2 separate regions of the Homo sapiens genome follow, and region 2 is linked to region 1. Evidence: chromatin contacts called from ENCODE Hi-C or POLR2A ChIA-PET data. All regions are on one chromosome and are shown on one strand. Each heading gives the region's core, a stretch centred on a gene start or an enhancer-like site at or near the end of the contact. The rest is flanking DNA. Distances are from core to core; before and after follow the strand shown.

Region 1 (4,865 bases), core at 1,907-4,406:
TGACAAGATAGTATGTTAAAAATGCTCCAGAGAAGCCTTCCCCACCCTGGCTAACTTTCTGAAAAAATTGTAGATGTTTCCCTAACAATGCTTTTTAGTCCTATTGCTGGATTTTAGCATAACATCTATATGGCAAATTGTTCCAACTTAGGAACACATTGTTGTATTATCCTTAAATTCATTTGGTAGCAACTCAAGACTTTCCAAACCACACTGATAGTCAACCTTATAAGTTTTGATCTTCCAATAATGCTTTGGGGACCCACTCAATGCTTCAAACTTCAGTGCTTCTAGTTGGTGTTTTTTGATTTGTTTAGCTGTGTTCGCAGTTGTAATTCCATAGAGGCAGCAAAGGTTCTCTCTTAGCTGGGACTATTCAGGAGTGGGAGAGGAAAACCAATGCATTTTAACACAGGATTGATGTTTTCATCTAGATGTGACATCTGTGGTGGTGTGCTATGGGGCAGGAGGAATAGCATGTGCAAAGGCATGGAAGCAAGAGCAAGCTTAGAGTATTCAGGGGACTATGCGAGATTCTCTGGCTGGGAGTGGAGCTGGGAATGTGGTAGGAGAAAACGTGAAAAAGGTGAGTTAGTACTAGATTGTGGAAGGTCTTGAATGCCACCCCAAGGAGTCCGGACTTCATCCTGTTGGGAAAGGTGAGCCTCGGGAGCTATTTGAGCAGGATATTTGTGGTTTTTCATTGTTTGTTTGTTTGTTTTTAAAGACAGTAAACTGAATAAAACCTGGAGCCAATTTCTCCCTCCAGTTTTGCAGGTCTGATTTAGCCTAACTTTTTGCTAATGTGTTCGCTGCCTCCACCACACTCCAAACCCTACCTCCAAGGAAATGTATCTCAATTGACTGGGAATTATAGATGCACATTTCTGATGCTTTGAGTTCAGCCCACTCCCAATCAAGGCTGTACTGAAATTCCTTAGCATCCCACAGCTCTGTCCCCAGGCAGGACCCCATCAGTGGGGGCTGGGGGTGAGGCCCAAAAAAGTAGGAGCAGAGGCTTCTGTCCTCTGGCCACCCAATTGTAAACTACTCCTGAGACCCTCCCTTGGTGGAATTCATATTCTCCCTTTTCTTAACCCTTAATACAAATCATGTCTTCCTGGAGCCCAAGTGCAAAGTCATGAATGAAACTCACGTAAAAAGGCAGCTGTACCCTTTTTGGCTGTTCAGGATTCTTAATAATGAACAGGCTTGAAAGACAATAGGTTCTTTGTCCCCAGAGGTATCGAAACAGGCATGTGTTAGAGAGGATTCTTGCAGGCCTTGGGAGCCAAAGCCTGACAAGTGATGATCCTACATCCCACCCAACTAGTTACAAGCTTGTTAACCTCTAGCCTCTGTTTCCTCAGCTATAGAAAGGGGATCATAGTAGTGACTTCTTTACAGGGTTCTTGAGAATACTAAACAAGACAATGATGGCACTTGGCCCAATGCCAGGCACTAAGACCTGCCCAGAAAAAGCTGGCAATTATCAAAACTGGTACAATCCTCTACCTCTGAGTTCATGGTAGCCAGTGGTTGAGCTTCATGCTTCCAGGGGCAAACCAGTCATTTATTTTTTAGTGTGACCGCTAACTGGGAACATTACACAAGCAAAGTCCTAGAGGCACAGAATTAATACACTGAATATTACCCTTTGAAGTCATCTAGCAGCGGGAGCCAAACTTATCATTTTGCAGAAGGGGAAACAGATTCAGACAGAGGGAGGAACAGGCCCAATCCAAACATAAAGTTAAAGGCAGAGCCAGGATGAGAACCTAGGTCTCTGATACCTACTCCTGCTCTTAACTCTGCAACATGCTTTCTATCTCACTATCTTAGTAAGCAACATTCAAGACCTTCACGATTCCGTCTTCATTCAGTGAACATCTGATTACTTAGAGGTTCAAATTGCTTTCTATATCTTAACTCATTCAATCCTTATAGCAACCCCACAAGGCTGATCTTATTGTCAATCTCCATGTTGTAGATAAGGACAGTGAGGCTGAAAGGGGTTAAGTCACTTGGTTAAGGCTCACAACCAGTAGGTAGTAAAGCCAAGATCTGAAACTGGACAGTTGGGCTCCTAAGCCTGTGCCCTTAACCACAACACCATATTGACCCTTCAAGAGTGAAAAAGTATGTGGCGTCTGCCTTAGACAGGCATACTCCCCAGGTGGGAGACACAACCTGCAATAAGTGTGTGCAACCTCATACTATGGGCACCAAGAGAAGAAAGGAAGGAAGGATTAATTTTACAGGGGGAGGAGGGAGAGAATCAGGAAAGCTGCCTGGAGGAGGTGAGCTTTATCCAGTTTCCAGAGCTGACTCACTTTCCTCCAGGTTTCTCTGCAGATGGACGAGTCTTTGCTGAGGCAGGCAGGTAGAAAGGGACTGGAGCTTAAGGGATGCAGTCAAGGAAGTCAGTGAGAGAGGGAGGGCAGGACATTAGGCTTGAAGTGTGTGAGGTGGGCAAGTTAATGAACCTCCAAGAGCCTCAACTTTCTCATCTGCAGAATGGGGATGATAACACCCACCTTCTGAAGCTGTTTGAATATTAAATGAGATAACGTGTATATACTTCCCGACCCAGTATTATTCCTCTTTATTTACCTTTCATAAAACTATTTCACTCACTAAAAATAAATTTAATTGAGCATATTTTTGACACAGTAGCATTAATAATCTTGAGTGTCATTATCAGTCATTCATAATAACAATATAATGAATAATAATGTTAATTGCCATTGACAGCACTAAGTGCTTAAAATGTATGATCCGTATTTATCCAATCTAATCCTCAGAATGTATCTTAAAGATAGGTAAGGCGTCATTATCCCCATTTTACAGATGAGGATAATGAGGCTGAGAGAGATGGAGAAAGATATACAAAGGTCACCCAGCGAGGAAGCGGCAGGATGGGTATTCAGACCCAGGTCTGTTGGTCCCAGAAAAATGTCCCCCCACACAGAGGATGTCCCGTGTTTGCAGTTCATGTTGGTCTTGGCCACGTCCCTCCGCTCTTTCTCAGAAGGAAAACAAACATTCTAAGAGGTCTGCTAGGCCGAGGGAACGCGAACGCCAAAGAGAGGGAGGGAAGGGGCTGGCCGAGGCCGGAGGATGGGCCCAGACTGGGAGGGTGGAGCCGGCTCCTCGCCCCGAGCCCGACAGCCGCATAAAGCCTGCTGCTTTCACTGGCCCGGTGGGGGCCAGCAGGGTCAGGGCCCGCGGAAACCCTCAGCCTGGCGGGCCGGGAGGCCGCGGTGCTGCACTGGCTCGGCGCGCTCCCCGAGTGGCGCTCAGGCGGGGCGCGTTCATTTCATCTACAGACTGTCGGGAAGGCTTCCCGAACTCCTCCTCCCTGCCCGCCTTTGCGCAGGGCCGGACTCTTCGGAAACTGAAATCACGGGCCGCCCGGCCCCCACCAGTCCTCGTGGGATCCGGCCCGGGTTAACCTTCTATGGGGAGGCCCAGGAGGGCCGGGCGGAGCGCCGGGGCGGGCGTGCGCTGACGTGGCGAGCGGCTCCCTCCACCCGCTCCTCCCGCGGGCACTGCCGAGGCCCATGGGCGGGAAGCCGGGCGGCGGGCGGGACGTGGCCTCGGTCCCGGCCCTGCCCCGCCCCGCCGCCACTGAGACTCCCAGCGCCACCAACGTCGGAGTTGCAGTTTCTTTAGCTGTCATATGCAGACAAGTACTACCCACCTCGCCTTTGGAGTGAGCAGCATGTATGTACGGTACCTGACACCTAAGAAATGCTCAATGTATGGTCCCTACATGGTGTCACTGTGATTGTTGTCGTTGTGGTTACGCTGGGTTGGGCAGCTCGCCTTGTGAAATAATGAGCTCCCATTGCTGAGACCGTTCAGGCACAAGTTGAATGAGTTCGGGGGACAAAAAGAAATACGTTAGAACAGGAAGTCCCCCAAATTTGGCATCCCTCAATACCGATCTGGTGACTTCAGAATCACCTGGGAAGCTCAAACAGCACCTCAGACCAGGGATCGAAATCCCGGAAGGCAAGCTCGTCTAAAAGTACAGCTTCATGTGTAAACCACTGATCTAGGCCAATAGTCCCTGCACTTTTCATCTTCAAAGACCCTTCTGTGATTCCCTCCTGCCCCACTGACTGCACAGTGTAAAGTATGTTGTTGACCAAACTAGATTTAACTCACAATTAATTTACTCTCTAACTAAATTATTAATCAAAGCCCCAGAGTTCATTAAACAATTATTGAATACCTACTGTGTGCCAGGCACTGTGCTGGACACTGGTGGTCTGGCGGATAGACAAGGACTCTGTCCTCATGGACTTACCAGTCTGGGGAGGGAAAGCAGAAAATGAACAAGAATTCAAATACTGACACTGAAGCCAAGAGAATCCAGCTGAGCTGAAGGCACCCAATATTCCTACAATGAGCAGATATGGGTGTATCAAAAGCAAAAGCAAATAGAAGCCTGGCACGGTGGCTCACATCGGTAATCCCAACACTTTGGGAGGCCGAGGCAGGCAGATCGCTGCCTGCCTTAGAATATATTGTGATAGAGAAGAGTCCATGAGTTCAAGACCAGCCTGACCAACATGGTGAAACCCCATCTCTACTAAAAATACAAAAATTAGCCGAGCGTGGTGGCGCACTCCTGTAATCTCAGCTATTCAGGTGGCTGAGGCACAAGAATCCTTTGGACCCGGGAGCAGAGGTTTCAGTGAGCTAAGATCATGCCACTGCATTCCAGCCTGGGGGACAGAGTAAGATTCTGTCTCAAAAAAAAAAAATGGAACTGTATAATTCCCCTGAGAAAGGTGGGTGTACCCCTCAACACACAAGCACACATGCATATACCACAGCATTATTATTTTCATGGA
Region 2 (5,020 bases), core at 2,219-4,718, 79 kb before region 1:
CTACAACTCTGGATTCCCAGGTTAGGAGCCTGAAGTTCAAAGCTGTAAGAATGGGGGGACATCTTAAAGGACCAGGCACTGCTGCTAACAACAGAGAGGGGTGGAATGTGGGCCATGGCATTTTTTCTGGTCTTCACTCAAGAGGGCCTCTTGTCAGGATAAGTTCTAGGAACAAGGGAGGGTCTCTTTGTTCCTCCTTGGTAATAACGACCTAGCTCATGGGTTTGCTGAGTATCTATGGAAAACAGTCCAGGCAGAGATCCTGGATACGTCTATTTATGATGACGTTGACATAGAGAGGACCAGTATGTTCATGCAAAGGCCATGTTTCCTGTTTCTATAAACATCTTCAATGTGAGAAAAGACTTTGATGGGTCCATAGGCACAATTTATGGCTTGATCTGTGCCAATATAAATCAAGCACACATACCATCCCAATGAAATCGTGCAGATCATTGATTTAGGGTAATGAGGACCTGTAAGCAGGGTGGATTCCAAGGCAACTTATTTTTGCACATTGGTTAACCTTCATCTCTGGGACCAGAAAGGGCCTATTTGGCCATGTAGTGCCATGAAAGGGGTGCAAGCTCTGGCTTAGACATTGTAGGCTCACTGCTAGCATGGGACCACATTGCTTAATACTTCAAGTCTTAGTTTCCTCCTCTTTTAAAACTGAGTTAATGGGGCTCCCTCAAGAGGCTGTTGGAGTGGGGGGTCAAATGGTGCTACTTAGTGATAAATGTCACTAAATTGCACTTAGCAGGTACTACTTTAGTGTTAGTTGATACTCCCTTTCTCTAAGATCCTGGGTTTGTTTTGTTGATGTCTTGGAATTTTAAATTGGTCTCCAAATTGGCAGAAGCTGAGCCAGTCACAGGAGTGACCTCCAAAGGCAACCTGAAGCACTTGCAATGTACTCAGAGATAATGAACATGACCCTAAGACCCCAACAGGAGCTCGTCTAACCGAGTGTTGAAGACCACAAACCCTTTCATTTGCAGTATTTCCTTTGGATGCTGATTCTCCTAACTACCTTTTGAGAGGAGTAGGTGGTTTACCTCTATTTTTAATAATAATTATAAAATAATAAAAATGGAATAATAACTTAGCATCACAGTAAGTCAAGTTGCAGTCTACAGCATTGTACTATCTCTTGGGAACTAAAATGGTTCATGGGTTACTGGGAATCCTTGATAGTTTCTAAGAAAGAGAGTGTTACAACCAACCCTCTACAACATAGTCAGATTGAGTTACCTGCGTCTTCCACGGGCCAATTATTGCCCAGCCTATTCAACATTTATTCTACTTTAGAGCAGCGGAAAATATACATGATGTATCTCCTGTCACTTAGCCTTGGGGATTGTTAGTTTCATGGATTCAGAAGATCTGACTTTGGCACCTAACTCTGCTACTCAGTCACCATGACACCACATACAATCATTTCCCCACTCTTGGTCTCAGTTTCTTCATCAGTAAAAAATCCTACCTGATTCAAAGGAGGGTAAGAGAAGACCCACTGGCCAGGCGCAGTGGCTCACGCCTGTAATCCCAGCACTTTGGGAGGGCGAGGTGGGAGGATCTCGAGGTCAGGAGATCGAGACCATCCTGGCTAACACGGTGAAACCCCATCTCTACTAAAAATACAAAAAATTAGCCGGGCATAGTCCCAGCTACTCTGGAGGCTGAGGCAGGAGAAGACGTGAACCCGGGAGACGGAGGTTGCAGTGAGCCGAGATTGCACTCCAGCCTGGGCAACAGAGCAAGACTCCATCTCTAAAAAAAAGGAGAAGACCCACTGAGAAGATAAGTGTATGGTAGTTTGCAAACTGACTATTGGGTCAAAGAAAAGGATGTTTGCTTTTTCTCCCCATACCTCATACCTCAGCCTCACCCTACTTTAGTCAAAGGCGCCAGCATCATCTACTTCCTCTTGATTTCTTCACCCACCACATGGCATTCACCAGCAAGCTCTACCAACTCTATTTCCTTAGATGTAGAGTGATTGTTTGTATTTGTAATATATTTATTTTGACATATTTTAACTTTGTATTCCAAAATTATTTGACTTATGGAAATGTTACAACACTTATATAAAAAATTGTGTTGTACCCTTCATCCAGATTTCCCAAATGTCAACATTTTGCTGGATTTGCTTCCCTGCCACCCCGTGTGTGTGTGTGTGTGTGTGTGTGTGTGTGTATGTGTGTGTCTCTACTGCTGGTCATTCAAGTTTTAGCTCAAATGTCTCCTCTTAAAGGTCATCTTCCTAAGCCCATGATCCCACCCTATGGCACCATTCCAATTGTAGTACTCTACAGAACACTGAACTCCAGCTAATATTTTTCTTGGCTCTTTATTTACTGGTTACCTCCCTGCTTCCCCCATGAGGATGGAAGTCTTATTGGAGAATTGGCCTTGTGTCCCTTGCCTTACTGCTGAATCTTCAGAGCCTAGAACAGAGCCTGTGCAGAACTGGCACTTAATCATTATTTTGCTGAATAAGTGAATTGGGGAACTGCTTGTGTCTGTCCTGTACAAGATCTTAAGTGGCATGCAGTGTGTTCTCTGTAGTCAAGGTGTAAATGTCCTTTGGAGCCTATACTGGCTGCAACATTCACTTCCATCATGAAAATATTTATCTGCTCTTGCCCTACAAGGGGATTACTTAACACACAGCTAACGTTTGGGTGTAAAGTCTCCAAGAAAGAGAAAGAAAATCAAAGAAACCACAGAAACGTGGACACACATAGGAAGAGAGTATGGCAACTTAGTTGTTTGCATTTGGGCTCTGGAGCTAGAATGCTTTGTTCACGTGCAGGTTTTGCCACTTACTGCTGTGATTTTAGACAAATTACTTAAACACTCTGTGTCTCAGTCTCCTTATGTGTAAAATAGAGATAATAAGAAATCTTCTTCATAAACTTGTTGCACAATCAAATATGTTTAAACTGCTTAGAGCCACGGCTGGCACATGGCAAGTGTTCAGTAAATGTCATCATGATAAATAGTTACATAATTGAGAGCAGGTGGTGCATACTGTCTTATAACCTTTTTTTAACTTGGCAAAATATTCTAAATATTTCATATCAACGAATAGTCTTTTACCACATGATTATTAAGGGCTAAAATTTTTCTGTCATATAGATGTACTATAAGTTTCCTGAGATATTTAAGTTGCTTCCAATTTTTTTTTATTATCAACAATACTACGTTGAACATCCTTGTACATATATCTTTTCACACATCAGCAACTATTTCTCCTTCTTGTATTCCTAGAAGTGGAATTGGTGGGTCAAAGGCTATGCATATTTTCTGACCTGAAATACAGATTCCAAGTGCCCAAGACAGGTTATCCCAACAGAGGCATTTCCTCAGAGACCCAAGTCCAGAGGCAAGGGCGGTTCCTAATCTCAGCCATTTTCCTGTCACTCTCTCCCTCTGCGCCAGCCAGGCTGCAGCCAGTGTGTCCAGCTGAGGCCACAGCAGGTTCCAATAATCCTGTTTACTCGGCTCTGGGCAGGAACACAACCTGGATGTTCTCTCTCCAGGGGATATCAGGGACTTTTGCTTTGAACTTCATCCAAGAGACTAAAAACAACCACATCCACCACGTCTGCTGTTTCACCACTGGCCTCACCCCTGTTGCTTGACCCTGTTGCCTGGCTGTGTTTACAAAAGCATCTACACTTTTTAACCCTTTTCAATCATGGCCTTCCCACCACTGTTACCCAGCAGAAAGCCTTCTGTTCTTTAAGACTTAGCTCAAGTGTCACCTCTTCCAGGAAGGCTGTTCATCTACGAACAATGCTTCCCAGTGTGGGGAAAGGAAACTCCTGGGTAGTGGAGTCAGACGCATCTGGGCAGAGCAGCAGCACACTCCCCTCCAGCTGTGTGCCCTTCTCCTTGGGTGTTTTCTTTCTAGCCTCAGCATCCTCTGCTAAACTCACAGGTAAAACGATGACCCTAACACAAACCTCTCAATGTCTTTGTAAAGTGGTGTCTTTAAGCTCCCAGTAAGATTGATACCAAGACAGGTGATTTTTTAAAAAGGAATGGTGTCCACGTGTTCTCACTCATGAATGAGAGCTGAACAATGAAAACACATGAACACAGGGAGCGGAACAACACACATTGGGGCCTGTCAGGGGTTTGGAGGAAGAAGAGCATCAGGATAAATAGCTAATGCATGCGGGGCTTAATGTCTAGGTGATGGGTTGATAGGTGCAGCAAACCACCATGACACATGTTTACCTATGTAACAAACCTGCATGTCCTGCACATGTGTCCCGGGACTTAAAATAAATTTTTTTTTAAAAAAGGAATGGTGTTTTTGTGCCGTTGGCTTATATGTTTAGTTTTTGGTCTGCTTGCTTATATTCCATGGCAAGAATGTCCTTTTCAAACTCTCCAAGAGAAGGAGGACACTCTTGTCTTTCTGACGGTCTGAACAATGCTTACATATCCTCTCCCTTATTACTCTGCTTAAAGAGAGATCCATTATTCCAGAAGGAGAAGGGTAGGCCAAGACTGGTGCTAAGGTTGAAAAGGTGGAATGGCCCGTATCTGGCAGGGATTCTCCAAGATGGCAAAATAAACTACAGTGGCTGCTGTTTCCAAAGATGGGGAGCTGCATCCTACTACCATAGAGCATCCCAACCCAGGAGGGGCAGAACCTCTGGAAAAGCAGAAGAAAAAGCCAAAAGACTTCACATGCAGAGTTGTGGTTCTAGCAGTTACAGGGAAAGCTGCCCTTGGCCTTTGACTAGCACAGCAGGAGGGCTAGGAGAACTGTCCCCTTTAAATGGGGCACAGCACAGCACAGCAGGAGTAGATGTAGACTCTCCATTCTCATACAATCCCCCTTGGCTACAGACTTTTGAATATAGGACAGATATATTTTAATAAAGAGAATCTGTTATCCTAAAGAAAATTCTCTAGGTGAGCCAATGTATAAGAATTCAGGGTCACCATGTGTTATTATTGTTTTGGGAATTTGGATTTTTTTTCTTTTTCTTTTTCT

The links. Hi-C counts contacts between places; a loop is a spot of excess contacts on that map. ChIA-PET counts read pairs that join two places held with the same protein, here RNA polymerase II (POLR2A). Pooled maps may share reads with other maps.
Region 2: a loop to region 1 is called in a map of heart left ventricle, with 2.4 times the contacts of the local background. The contact joins the enhancer-like site here to the promoter of LINC02777 in region 1. A Hi-C loop is called at or near these places in 3 of 168 maps with a recorded cell type or tissue (IMR-90, K562 and heart left ventricle), 2 of 37 single-sample maps with no recorded cell type and 6 of 50 pooled maps. POLR2A ChIA-PET finds 5 or more read pairs at or near these places in 2 of 52 experiments (K562 and PC-9).

Annotation. Positions count from the first base shown.
Region 1 is chr1:58,902,429-58,907,293 of GRCh38, reverse strand. LINC02777 (long intergenic non-protein coding RNA 2777) reads left to right here and starts at 3,156. Exons shown (of 5, transcript NR_183656.1): 1 at 3,156-3,726. RefSeq lists silencers at 3,063-3,312, 3,373-3,762.
Region 2 is chr1:58,981,304-58,986,323 of GRCh38, reverse strand. No RefSeq gene overlaps it. Among named protein-coding and RNA genes, the nearest start is that of LINC01358, 37 kb to the left of the region's middle. RefSeq lists enhancers at 2,975-3,475, 3,476-3,976, 4,511-5,020. Within about 2 kb of position 3,468, at least 9 of the 41 ENCODE cell types and tissues checked have a DNase peak (open chromatin) inside an H3K27ac peak, as active enhancers do; they include heart left ventricle, where a contact is called at or near this core.